2 separate regions of the Homo sapiens genome follow, and region 2 is linked to region 1. Evidence: chromatin contacts called from ENCODE Hi-C data. All regions are on one chromosome and are shown on one strand. The core of a region is the stretch at or near the end of the contact, and the rest is flanking DNA. Distances in the headings are between cores, read along the strand shown.

The links. Hi-C counts contacts between places; a loop is a spot of excess contacts on that map. Pooled maps may share reads with other maps.
Region 2: a map of psoas muscle shows a loop between it and region 1 (2.4-fold over the local background). The contact joins the promoter of ZNF462 here to the enhancer-like site in region 1. A Hi-C loop is called at or near these places in 3 of 168 maps with a recorded cell type or tissue (gastrocnemius medialis, mammary epithelial cell and psoas muscle) and 2 of 50 pooled maps.

What each region holds. Positions count from the first base shown.
Region 1 is chr9:106,769,325-106,776,387 of GRCh38, forward strand. No RefSeq gene overlaps it. Among named protein-coding and RNA genes, the nearest start is that of ZNF462, 90 kb to the right of the region's middle. Within about 2 kb of position 2,412, at least 3 of the 41 ENCODE cell types and tissues checked have a DNase peak (open chromatin) inside an H3K27ac peak, as active enhancers do; they include gastrocnemius medialis and psoas muscle, where a contact is called at or near this core.
Region 2 is chr9:106,859,362-106,866,424 of GRCh38, forward strand. It overlaps ZNF462 (zinc finger protein 462), which reads left to right and starts at 3,805. Exons shown (of 13, transcript NM_021224.6): 1 at 3,805-3,994. It overlaps LOC105376204 (a long non-coding RNA gene), which reads right to left and starts at 1,159. Exons shown (of 1, transcript XR_005646978.2): 1 at 1-1,159.

The sequences.
Region 1 (7,063 bases), core at 1,162-3,661:
GGTTCCAGAGGTCTGTGAGTGCACCCATAGCTCTCTGCATCTTCAACACACCTCCCTCCAACCCTTCTTTTCTCCCAGGAGAAAACCAGATCGGCTGGGAGTGTTTGCACCAAGAAAAATCCATCTCTTAGCAAACATTCTTCCAGTCCCTAAGGATTCGTCATAAGAGCTTTCCACTGCACCCGCTCACAGGGCAGACAATGTGCTAAACCAGCTGTTTAACACAAGAGGCTCCCCATCCCTGGAGACCTGAGACAAGCTCCTGAGACGTGCAGTATGTCTCCATTAGCCAAGCAACCGTCTTTGGGTGTGCTTTCTATTCCATATTCCTGTGTTCATTAACTATAAGCCTGCCAGAAACGCAGGGTACCAGCTTTTCTAAGCGGTGAAGAGGGAAGTGTGCCTTACATATATTCACATAGATCTGTGTTTTTTAGGACCCCGTATTACAGAGGCTTGTCACCACCGTAACCAATGCAGACTTAGCTGCAGGGCCTGCTGCGATGTCCATGCTGAGGCAACTGAGAAAGGTGAGTAAACAAGGACAGGTATGGCTGGGAGAGAAGGGCTGACCCAGCGGTGGGACAGGTTCCAAGGGAGAGAGCAGCCATCCAAATCCTAATGTTCAAAGTGGCAAGAGAGGGACTACAGGACAGCAGGGAAGACCTCAGACTCCAAAGTCAGATAAAACTGGTTTGGAATTCTGGTATTGCCCCTTAGCGACTTTCTGACCTTGGGCAATTTACATAACCTCTTATGCCATGCCTTAGAAGTAATAAAAGAACCTCCAAATTGTTCTGCGGTTAGAAAGAGATACTGCTTGTAAAGTTCTTAGCACATGGCCTGGTCAATGGTAAACTATAAGTAATGCTCTTTCCAGACTGATTTCAGTCTCCAGGGGAAGAAGGGGTCTTGGCTGGTAGACAGTAACCTCCCATCAGAGGTGCCCTCACAGAAAATGGTAGCTCCACAACCAGGTTACAACAACGTCCAAATTAAGCAGAATTGGGTCAGGGCCTGCATTGTCCAATACGGTAGCTGCTAGTCACAAGTGGTTCCACATTGAGATGTGAAGTGTAAAATCCACTGGATTTGAAGGACTTAGTGTACAAAAAGTTAAATATTTCAGTAATCTTTCTTATACTGCCTACATATTGAAGTGATAGTACTTTGGTTATATTGGGTTAAATAAAATATATTATTAAAATTATGTTTAAATAAATTTTATTGTGTATATTTGTGGTATATAACATGATGTTATTGGGATACATATATATAGTAAAATGGTCACTATAGTAAAGCAAATTAATATATCCATCAGCTCACATCGTTACCCTTTTTTTCTGGCAAGAGCTGCTAAAATCTATTCATCTAGCCGAATTTCCAAATACAGAACAATTTTATTACCTATCATCCTTATGTGGTGCATTAGATCTCTAGAACTGTTCATCCTACATATCTGCCTCTTTGTATCCTCTGACCCATATCTCCCCATTTTCTCCCTACCACCGCCAAATTAATTTCACCTGTTTCTTTTTCCATTTTTTAATGAGGCTACTAGAAAAATTAAAAGTTACATGTGTGGCCCAGGGCCCATAAGCCTGGCTCACACTACATTTCTGTTGGACCATGTTCATTTAGGCCAGCAAGTGTCCCAGCCAATGGGTTGGACTCAGAGGCTGCTATAGTTTGAATATTTGTGTCCCCTCCAAAATTCATGTTGAAACTTAATCTCCAATACAACAGCATTTAAGAGTAGGGCCTTCAGGTGGTGATTTGGTCATAAGGGCTTCTCTTTCATGAGTGGGATTAAGGCCTTTATAAATGAGCCTTAACACAGCATTCAGCTTTTTTTGACACAGCATTCATCCCCTCCAGAGGATGCAGCATTCAAGGTGCCATCTTGGAAGTAGAGACCAGGCCCTCACCAGACACTGAACCTGCTGGCACCTTGATCTTGGGCTTCCAGCTTCCAGAACTGTGAGAAATAAATTTCTGTTCTTGATAAATCGCCCAGGCTAAGATGTGTGTGTGTTTTTGTTGTTGTTGTTGTTTGTTTTTGTTTTTGAGATGGAGTTTCACTCTTTTGTTGCCCAGGCTGGTGTGCAATGGCACGATCTTGGCTCACTGCACCCTCTGCCTCCCAGGTTCAAGTGATTCTCCTCCCTCAACCTCCCGAGCAGCTGGGATTACAGGTCCCCACCACCATGCCCCGCTAGCTAATTTCTGTATTTTTAGTAGAGACAGGGTTTCACCATGTTGGCCAGGCTGGTCTCGAACTGACTTCATGTGATCTACCCGCCTCAGCCTCCCAAAGTCCTGGGATTACAGGCATGAGCCACCATGCCTGGCCAGGTATTTTGTTACAGCAGCACAAACAGACCAAGCCAAGAATCCAGCTTGCATGTGTTAGAAGTGCAGCATAATCAAAAAGCCAAGCCGGGCAGGGTTCCAAGCTAACATACAGGCCTGCCAGTACTTGGGCTTGGCCCAGGCCTTCCGAAAACAGAGATGACAATGACAGCAGCAGGATACATATCTTACCTCACCTTCTAACGGGGAGGAGCCCCAGACAAAGGGCCAAGTCTGTGAATGGGTGGGACTAAGGCCATGAGCTTCAGGACCTGCACTGGGCAAGGTTGAGCCCTGTGGAGACAGAGTCACCATGTTTGGGATTGTTTATAAACCTGGTAACAGGTAAGCACCTCATAATATTGTGAGTTCCTCCCTTGCATGTGAGTGGCAGAGATAAGGATCAAGCCACCCCTCTCAAAGAAATTCACATCCAGCTCTGACTCTTGGGTGGGAAGAGAAAGTCAGAAAGAATAGGGAGAAGAAGCAGAAGTTTTGAAAGTAACTTCAAAGTGTTTCAAACTTTCAAAATATTAAGTATGTCTGTAAGCCAAGCTAGCTACAGCCAATTTCTAACACGGACACAAGAACAATTCTTTGTGAGGTCTATCTCATAGTCCCTTGAAACCATGACCATAGTTAGAACCATATGTAAGACCTAACATGTTTAAGGAAACTCCTGGCTGTCCGCTTTAATCTCGCAGTCCCAAAGAGCCTCTGAAATGTGGTTAGGTAAAATCTGAGCCCAGTCTCCTCAGAAGCATGATATCAAAACCTGTTTATTAACTCCGAAAGGGAAACTTCTCCAAGACTGTGTGTTTTCCTTAGGTGAATGAGGGTATAATAATGTCTCTAGTTTAGGAACCGAGAAGTGCAGTATTTGATCTTGCCTCCATGAAGTATAAACCAATGAACTTAAATAAAGGAGGCATATGAAAAGCACGGGACTTTGAAGGAAAATAAGATTTCTCAGCTGATGAGACCTCTGTGATACACTGTGCTCTGGGCTTGAATTATTTTTAGTCTTTGGCACAAAAATCAGGATTAGTATTTCACTTCTTGGCCTCTGAAGACACTCATATGACTTTGTCTTTCTGGACATAGCACGTGTTCTGATACAAACTCTGTGAAGACCCTTATCAGATTCAGTGAGACAGCCTAATTCCTGAGTATAATGAGCATTTTAAAGGGCCATAGGGCTATGACAAAAACAAACAAACAACTGGCCACTTCTATAAGGCATGAAGAAACCTTGAATAATCTCTGGAAACCACTGGAAGCCACCCCAGTGGCGTATCTTCAACATGTCTTATGAAAAATCTATTACATTTGACTATCTTCAGCATTTTGATGTTGCCTGTTTATTTCAACAGCATGGATGACTCACTTTCATAACCAGGCATAGCATGATTGGCCCAGTTCTAACAAACAAACAGGAATTTAGGCAAAGTGGGGATTCTTTCTCTGCAATCTTAAGGCCCCTGAGGGCACCCCTGTGTTGTGTCCCACATCATAGGCTAGCCACAGACTTCACTGGCTGTTCCACTGGGGCTGCTCTTGTTTGTGTCCACTCCATTTAACAGATTCCGGCAAACACTGAGCACTTTATAAATGTGTGCTAAGTAAGCAAGAATGAATTACTGTCTAAGCTCTGAGTTTCACCTTTCCCGGTGACACTGGCACTCTTTGCAACAAGGAGAACCAAGTCATCTAGCAATACATTGGGTTGTAAAGCTGGCTTCTAGCAAACCACTTGAGAAGGCAGGCTGGGAGGAACACAGCAGCAAGGTCACTTCAAGTAGCTTTCTCACTGCAAGACATGCCAATTCCGTTGTTTTCCACGTGAAAAAAGTGGATAATATAGTAGGCAATAGAAAAATGGGATCAGGCCAAGGGCTTCCAAGAGGCAGGGTTGGTTAGGTAAGCCAGATATGACCAAATTCGGGGTGAGCTTAAAAGAGGCAGACATCATACAACCTCTCCAGGAAACGCTTTCTTTATCATAATATTCATGATTATAATAATATGAAGAATATCCACTTATTCTTTTAATACTTGTGCCATAAGTTCCTACAATGTTCCAGACACTGCTCTGCATGCTGGCGACACAGCAATCAATAAAATAGGTAAAGTTCCCACCCTCATGGATACAGGGAGACAATGTGAGGAAGTAAATATCTAATATGTCACACAAGAGTCGGCATGTCAGGGGCTGTGATTTTATACAAGGTGGCCAGGGAAGGTCTCAGAAATATGGTAACATTCGAGCAGAGACCTGAAAAGAACATTCCAGAGGAGACAAGTGCAAGCATGCTCTGCACAGTCAGGGAGGTACAAGGCAGCCAGAGAGCCTTGGAGTGAAGAAAGCCGGGAAGAACAGTAGGAAACAACTTCAGGAGAACGGACGGCAAGAGGGCACATGATATAGCTCGTTCACTCCAAGATGTCCCAGTCCACTGCTTCCCATATGAGACAGGAAAATATAGTGTCTCATGGTCGTGTCATAAAATATAGAAACAACCATCACAATAACAAAACTTCTCACTGAAACCAAGACCCTTAAAAGTCTCCCCTACCAAGCCCTAGACAAAATGATAATGTCAGCATAGTTTATTTTTGACTCTTGTTAATAAATAGATTTCTGACGTGCATGTCTTTCTTGCAAGCAAGATACCCTGTTCTACTGTTTCGTTTGTATAAAGTGACACACAGCTTTACAAGTGGGATCCAGGTTTTGTTGGACAGTGCTGGACTGTGTCAGGTTCTTAACTCCATGTTCATTAATTTAAGCCTTACAATAACTCTGTCTGGTAGATGTTATCCTTCCCATTGTGTAAGCAATACAATAAAACTCAGAAGATAATTTTCCCCAAAATTAGCCAACTTATAAGTGGAAGCTCCAGAATTCCCACCCAAATGTATGGCTCTATGTCTAGAGTACTTTAGTCATTTGGTCATATCTTGCAAAGAAAAGAAGGAGAAGAGCAGTGGATCCTTGAGTGGGTGTTGAGAAACTGGGAATAAGATCAGCCCTGTGACCCAGAGGTTCAGAAAACTTTCAGGATGCATTTAGTCCTCAAGAGAGTGAATAACAAGGAAATGTGAACAACTGCTTCCTTGGATGGCCGAGAACATTTATGGGAAAAAGAAACCTTGACTGAGAACCTTTGGAAATTAGAATGAAAGAAAATCTTCTAAAATTGTCAAATATCAAGAATCTGAACTAGAAAACTACATGTTTGGGAGAAAGTTTAACCTTGATGGCACTGCCAGGATGAGGGAAAGCACCAGGAACCTTGAGTGTAGCCTTGGCTGAGACTGGGCGCTAAGGCTGTGAGGCATTGATAGAATGGTACATGTTGGAAGAACGAGATACTCCAAATCTGTAAGTAGCTGTCTGTCTTGTGAGAGGTAAATGTGTGAATAAATTTGCAGTGTTTCCCTTTCCTCTGGCAGAGCAGCCCACGAAAGCTGATATGTTTGTGCAAATGTAATGCAAATACCTGAGTACTGTTCTTGGAAACCCATTTTGCAGTGGCTTTATTAGCCAGCATATAAAATGGAGATACTTAAAGGTTGTTAAGTTTTAAAAGCAAAACTGATTTCTATGATCTAAGCAATCATCTATCCTGTTTTGTGCAATAATGTAAATTTGGGGCATCTTTAGGCTGAGCTGCGTTTCTGCAGTCCTTCTGCTATTTCTTTACAAGTGTTTCTTCTCTGGAGCTGGTTTCCCAGACAAGAGTTGGGATGGTCCCAGATGCAAAAAGAGGCAGGAATTATAAAGTCTTACTGCAGGGCTTAAGACAGAAGTCTACAAATGCAAGAAAATCCAAAGAAAGAGCTGATACCAACTAGCTTTCCAAGGGAATTCTGAATTTCCAGCAGATGTGTGCCATGGTGACTGCTTCCTTGGAGTACATTTTTTTTAATAGCTCAAGCAGCATTTGACTGTTGTTGTCCTCATGGGGATGTGTTTGTTCTCACGGGGTCATGCTCACAACAGAGTCTAGAACCAACTCCCAAAGGAATATAAGAGAAGCCACTGTGACATTTCCCTCTTAGATTGGAGAAAGAACCATAAAGATGAGCTGACTGGGACTAGTGAAACTCCCCAGATTGATGTACCAATATCTTATGCATGGGGCTATATAAGGATGGCAAACCCAGACTTTGATAAACATTAAAAATAAAAAGACCCTGCTGATGGTTGCATATATCTGTGAATATACAAAAGACTATTGCATGTCACACTTGGATGGGTGAATTGTATGCTATGTGGATTATATCTCAATAATGCTGTTTGAAAAATTAAAAAGCTACCTTTTCTTCATATAGTTAAAAAAGAAGGTAACAAAGGACATCTCTGTCCACCATTATGCTATATATGTATTTCTTCGATGACTCATGGGCTTATTTTGATGTCTTCAGTAAGAGCCATAGGGTAAAGTCTTAAACGATGGTGAAAGAGTCTGCCATTGACACCTCAATAGTCAGTCATCCTGTAAGCAAACAGAAACAGAAAACTGGAATTTATAAGGCAGGCCTTCGGTAGAAGACACACCCTTCTCTCCATGCATCTCAGTGTCTTGGTTCTGGAATCTGGAGATGAGACCATGTGAGCATAGCTCTATAGTATGGACAACAGGACTTTAGCTCATGAAAACATCCTTTTGCAGGCCCCCGGCTAGAGATGAGTAAATGATGTCTT
Region 2 (7,063 bases), core at 2,555-5,054, 91 kb after region 1:
ACAACGTTGGCTGTGTAGGAAACCAAATTTTTTGTATTTTAATTAACAAATTTAAACATTAACCCTCCTAATGGAGAAGATAACCCACCAACTAGCCTGGTATTATCTTTGTGACTATTCTTAGGGAACGAAATAGCAGGAGTGTGAACTTTCTCCTGTTTATCTTAATGGTCTGCTAATGGCAAAGCATAATTAGTTACTTAAATGCCACGTTTACTAAGGTTTTTACGAAAATCTTCAGCCACAGCGCTTTCCTTGACTGACCCAGCTTGTATTTATACAGTTTTATCATTTGAAAAATTGTCCCAAATAAAAACAAGAAAAAAAAAAAGCCCATTCCCCTTATGTTTAACCTCTTTCAATTATTTTCACTGGAGAGTTAAAGCGTTTGTGACTTCTAAAAAGTCGAAAAGATTACGTGTATGGCATCATTAATTGAATTTGTATCGCCCCCACATTCAAGAAGCAAGAGAGTTTTGCGATAGTTCGCTTCACAGCTTCAGGAAGTCAATTTGCTTCTAAACCAGAAGACCGAGTGTGTCTTCTCAAGACCATCGTGTGGTGCCGTATTTTTGATGGAAAGTTAACCATTGTACCTTTCCCCCATGCACCCACACCAGAAGCCTGAAAGCCACCATCTCCCCGTCGGTCTCTGGATCTCCTCGCTGCCTTTGTCCCTTCTAGACGTGGAGGCTTGGAGAGGAGGTTTGGTTTCCAAGGATTGGAGCGCTGTGAAGGGCGGGGCCATTCCAAGTCCATCTCCCCTTTTTGTCCTCTTCTCCCGGGACGGGAGGGTGGAGCCAAGTCCCCCCGCGGCCGGTTCGGGAGCTTTCTCTATCTCGGTCGCTCGAGGTGAGTGTGAAAGGGCGGCAGCCCGTTTAATTGCAGCGCAGGTTAATTTCTTGAGTTCACCGCAGTCGGTCCGCCAGCCGCTTCCCCGGTCTTTGCCAAGTGGGTTTACGAGGTCTGAGGCGTGTTGGGGCGCGCTCACGTTCTCGCAAAAGGCTCCTCCCCAGGGCTCAATTCCCCGACTGCGGGAAGCCCTTTGGTGCCCCAGGAGCCTTGGAAACCCAAGGTTTCCTCTGACCTCGTCGCTCCTTTCTCCCTCCCCACCGCCTGGTTCCCTACGTCCCTGCCCCCAGGGAAGGACGGCCCCCATCTTAGGACTTACGACCCAAGCCAACCCAGAAGGTACCTTCACGTCGATGAAGATTTTATCGCAGCCTCCAAAACCCAGCAGTAATAGGAGCTTTCAACCTGAAATACGATTGTTATTTTCCCGGTGCAGAGCTTGACAGAAAAAGTCAGCTTTTTATTAAAGACAAAGAGGTAAATTATCAGCCGGGACAGTGGAGGGACGGCGGAGACCTGGCGCGCTTCCTCCGGTTGCCACGAGGAATTTATGGGGTGGCGGCGGCCAGCGCTCAGACACCCCCCGGGTCCCGGTGGGGAGGAGCTCGGGGCAGGAGGACTTCCCTAGGTCCCTCCGGGCACTCGGAAGGGGGAGTCCTCCCAAAGCCGCACAAAGCCGGGATCATTTCAATCCGGAACAGCCTCAGCGTCCTCCTCCTCTCTCCTTTCTTCTTTCTCTTCTCGGTGACTCCCGTTCCCCTTTCGCCTCTGTCCTTTCTGCGCCTTGTTCTCGTCTCCTTACTTCTCTTCCCTCTCCTCGCCTTTCCTCTCCCTCCCCCTCCTTTCTTCTCCACCGCACGCGTAGAGTGTCATTTATTTATTTATTTATCACCCCCGCCATCAACACCCTTTTAGGGATCCCGAGCTTTTCAATGTGAGTGGGAGGAGAAAAGGGCAGGAAGTGTTGACTGGAAGTGGGTGAAATCGTGCCTCGGGGTGAGAGATTCTGCTCAGGAATATAGGGTCGGGAAAATCTTGGAAAATGAGGATTTAGATCTGTTTATGAAGCCCCGCTATCGGATGGGAACCAACTCCGCGCGCGTCTCCTCCTCTTCCTTTATTGTATGGATTTATAGGTATATATCTTCTCGGACTGTTGCTTGGGGGGAGGGAGGAGAAAGGGCGAGTATTTAAAGAGGACAGACTTGCCCAGGATCCTTAACACCGCGCCTTCACCGGATGCGCGCTCCTCAATGCAAAGGAATCCAGCAACATCCCCAATTCAGACGCGGACAAAAGAAACTTTAATTAAGGTCTCTTTCTGCCCCGCGCGCTGCGCGTTTCTCTCTCCTGAGGCTGTTGATGTCCAACTCCAAGATCCAAGAAATAGAAATGGTACAATCAGCCCATGCCCTTGAACTTCAATTGCTCCTGACTTGCTGCATTGATTTTTTTGATACTGTAGAACCCCCATCCCCAACCCCCACCGCTCCCAGTCCAATTAAAACCGTAGGAGACTTTCGACCTGGTGGTGGAGGGGGGGAACCACTCCTTTGCAAAAGAGATAGTTCAGAATGATACGGGAGAGATTACACTAAATAAAAATTCAAGGTGTGAAAGCTTCATCTTGGCTCGCGTGTCTTCAACACCATGACACCTTATCATTAAGAGCGCTGATTGTTACTTTCCGAGCCTTTAGATGATCAGCCAGAAAGTGCAAACAACGCGGGGCTGGAGGGTGTAAAGTTATTTAAGCAGGCGTTCTTTTTTTCTTTTGGTGCGCAGTCAAAACATTTCACAAGTTAGGAAAAGAAAGTGGTGGTTCCGAAGCTCGGAATGATGGGCTCTTTTCCTCCTCCACCCCCCCACCTTCCATATCAGGAAAGAAATAAAACGCACAATGAGCCTTTATTTCAGGAGAGAAGACTTCAAAATACGTGCCAGTAATGGACAATTTGAGCTTTTCACTGGAAATACTCACACCGCAAGCTGGAAAGGGATTAAAAAGCCCCACGTGGTTGATCTGGGTTTATACTTGCAACCTCCAGTTCCCCACGTATGTTCTTTGCAAAGGTTGGCCTCTAGATGGATGCAAGTAAGGGACCCTCTGGGGCTCGGGCTCGGCGCCTCGGGCAGGGCTGACGTTGGGAGCGCTATGAGCTGCCGGGCAGGGTCCTCACCGGGGGCTTCCTCTGCGGGCCAGGGCTGCCGGGCGCCACCGGGACGCGAGCGCGCACGCCTCGGCCCGGCGGCCGCGCTCCTCGCACCGCCTTCTCCGCAGGTCTTTATTCATCATCTCATCTCCCTCTTCCCCTTCTCCTTCTCCTTTGCCTCCTTCTCCTTTGCCTCCTTCTCCTCCTCTTCCTCCCCCTCCTCCACCACCACCTCCTCCTCCTCTGCCGCCGCCACCTCCTCCTCTTGCATCTCACTGGCCTGGCTCTGAGTGACAAAGACAATGTCCCAGCCTTAACTTTGCAACCACCTTGCCTCCTTCTGGGGTTCAGCAGGGGGGAGGGGGAACAGCAGCAGCAGCCTCAGCATCTCCTCCAGCTTCTCCTTCTGCTCTTCTCGAGCTCTTGGATAATTCTTCCTCTTTTTTCCCCTAGCCTTTTTCCTCATTTCTTTCTTTCTTTCTTTTTTTCCTTCCTCTCTGCTGCACGTTGTTGTTGTTATTAGAAAGGCTTCGCGCACCCCCTGGTGCTCCGGCGTTTTGTGTGGCAGGAGAAGATTGTCTTCCTTCTCTCTTTCTGTCTTGCTTTCTCTCTCCCCCTGGTTGCTCATTATTCAGAGAGAGACACAGAGGGAGGGAGAGAGAGAGAGCGCGCGAGGGAGAGGGAGGAGAGGAGAGAGAAGAGGAGAGAGAGGGGAGAGAGAGAGTGAGAGGGAGAGGGAGGGAGGGAGAGAGAGAGAGAGGGAGAGAGACGGATATCTCAGGTCATCTGCAGCTGCAGCGAGTCTGAGGAGCCGAGGAAGGCAGGGAAGATGGCGATCCTCCATTGCTGAGACCCGGCAGAAGCACATGAGACTCCCAAACAACTTCCACAACAATAACCCGAGCAGGAAGAGGAGAAAGAGAAAGAGGATAAGGAGGCGGTGGGGCTGGAGAACCCGAAGCACCTCCCGGCGCCGGGACGCTTCTTCTGTAAGTTACTGCAATTAACAACCACCTCGGGGTGGTCCGAGTGCTCCGGGGAAGAGAGCGCGGGGTGGTGGAGGCACAAACGCGCTCATTCATTCGGCCAAGGAGGGTTGGAGGAGCGGGGAGGAGAGGAAGTCCCCTGCATGGACTGGCTGTTGGAAGAGGAGAAGAAGCGAGAGAGAAGAGGAGGAGGGGGAGGAGGGAGAGCAGGAGGGGGAGGAGGAAGAGGAGGAGGAGAAGCGAGGGAGGAAGAGGAGGAGGAGGAAGAGGAGGAGAAGGTGGTAGTGGTGGCAGTGGAGGTGGCTGTGCTTTTCCTGCTGGCTGCTGCTCCTGCTGGGGGGAGTGAGCGCGGTGGCTTAATTAATTTCGTGTAGTTCTATGAAGAGAAGAGAAAATGAAAGATGAGTGAGAAGAGAGCTGGAGGCTTAGGACGGATGCTCCGAGTGTGGGGACAGGAGTAGGGACAGAGGGGGGCGGAGGGCGGGAGGCCGGAGACCTGAGCCGAGAGCCAGAGGGAGCGAGCGAGGGTCAGAGGAGGGAGAGCTCCGTGCGAGCGGCCCCGACCTGAGCGGGTTGACCTCTTTCTTTCTCTGTCCCTCTCCTTCCTTTCCCCCTTCTGTCTGCCTGTCCCCCGCCCGATGGCAAAGCCGTGCGGATTGGCAGCCCCCCTCTTCCTCAGGTATTTGGCTCTCTCTCTCTCTCTCTCTCTCTCTCTCTCTCTCTCTCTCTCTCTCTCTCTCTCTCTCTCTCTCTCTCTCCCTCTCCCCGAAGTTGGGATGCGGGGTCGGGATGTGTCGGGGGGTGGCTGCTGCAGCTGCTGGTGCCGGTGCTGCTGGTGAACAGAGAGGCGAGGAGCGGGGGGCACCGGCCGGGTGGGGGGCGCAGGTTCAGGAGCGGCTGAGGAGCTGTCTCCAGGCTGGAGGTTCAGAAGCGTCTGGTGGAGGAGGACAACGGTTTCTGGAGAGGAGAAGCCATTACACACGCTTGGCTCTCCTCTGAGGAAGGGAGAAAGGAAGGCAGGGGCCTGGGGGGGCGTCTCACTCCTGGTGCAGTTCCCAGGGGTCTGCCCTCCTTCCAGGCACGAGGGGAAGCCGCAGCCGCCCCCCATTGGAGCAGCCCCTCTTTCCCTTTCTTTATCTCCCTGTCCTCCATTTGCAAGCTGTCTGCTTTGGTTCCAGTCCAGACTCCAAAACACAAAGCTCCTTCTCACGTTCATTCTCCAGGCTGTTCACCATTCCTGAAGGAACCCTCGTTTTCTTTTCATTGTGGCTTCTAACCTACAGAGAGGGAGGGAGGGAGGCTGCCTGGAGTTCCTTTTATATTCCTCCCCAACCAAGAAAAAAAAAAGTTTCATTTTTAAGCACGCGTCTGGGATGGGGAAAGACCAACCAGTTGGGGCTTTCTCCCAGGGCTCCCGGGGGCTGTGTCTGAGTGTCTGTGTTGGCTGTTTGGTTTGCTTTGGTTTTGTTTCTGGAGGTTGCTTGCAGGTTTTTGGAGGAAGTGACTAGTTTGGTTAAGAGCTGGGAACTGAGTCAGGTAAGCCGTGTCATGTTGTAACTCCACCAGAAAATGGAGGAGAGCGGGTTTCCAGGAGACAAAGCTGAGATGAGAAGTGTTTATAAAATTATGGATGTCTCCATTTTGAAGCTCTGTTGGTGATGGCTGGAGGAGGAGGAGGCTTGCTTGCCTACTCCTTCTCTCTTTCCAGAGGGAAACCTTGTGGTGGTTCCTCACTGTCTATTCATTATGCAAGGAAATGAGGGCTTTTAAGGGTTCCTCAGATTTTTCTCCACCAAAGAGTGCTTTCACAAGTTATTGAGGCGTTTGTTTCCATTTTAAAGTAAACTTTTGGAATTTTTTTTCTCCTTTTGAGTGGACCTGAAGGGTTTTGACCTCCTTCAGGAAAGGCAAGGCAAAAACCTTAAAACAGTTCCACTGAGGTCTTCACACAACTTTAAGCTGCTCCAGGTCTCCTGAAAGTCACCAGGAAATGTGATTTCCTCCTTGTGAAGATGGTGATGGCCCTAAGCTGAGATTTTTTTGAGTTCTAGGGTTTGGTTATCATCATGTTTTGATGCATTGCAAGACTTTATTGTCTGATTTGAGTTGATTTCTGCAAATATAAAAAATAATAAGAATAATCCTGCAAGATCTCAGAGGAACTCTAAGACTGGCTAACACCAGTTTCTCCAGGTTCTCCATTTCTCTTCAGGTCGTTCCATTTGTATGTTAGGCCTTCTTTCAGTTTCTTTGTTTCCCCTTTCCCTTTCCGTCGGCTAATTTTTTCTGTGTTCTGAAGTACTCTTAAGTCTTCAGAAATATCAGTATGTCTTCTTAACAATGTCGCTATGGAAACAAATTTTAAAAACATGATGTCAGTTGAGAAAACCTTATGTCCAGGTATCTTCACCTTTTTAATTGGGAGGAATTTATTAATCATGTAGGAAGACATTTTGTGAGGATAATTTGAAAAAAGGACCCAGTGCTACCCTAGTCCACACACATTGATGGGAGCTCTTCACATATTAGTTTTAGAGAATGTACATAATTGACCCAAGCAAAGAACTAAATCCCGAAATGCTTCAGGAATTTTTAAAAGCCAACCATGAAGATGTTGCTTTTCCATTAGGTGAGGTAGCCATCTTGAGGATGAGGGAAGATGTTGGAAGAATTTTAGATGAACTGTTGAAGATAGGTGAGGAGGGCTCCACGGTGGAATGAAAACTTGGAGGAGATTCAGAACCAGTTAATATATTCTAAGGAGGCTAATTGGACCTTGCTTTCAACTAAGAAGAAATATAGAAAGGTACCAGCTTCAACAGAAATAAGGAACACATTGGTGAGCAACTTACAACAGCATTTTTCTTGCTTTGCTTTCTCATTATGTGTCAGATTTTTTTGTGTAAAGTTCCTTATGTCTAAAATATTTTTGTACATATTGAAGTGGTTTTAGATTCCAGATGTAATTATATTCTGTTGAGTAGCTGGTAGCACTGTCACTCAGTAAATGCACAGTGCTGTATATGACAACATCACATTTTTCAAACCAAACTGTTGTGTCATTAATTGAGG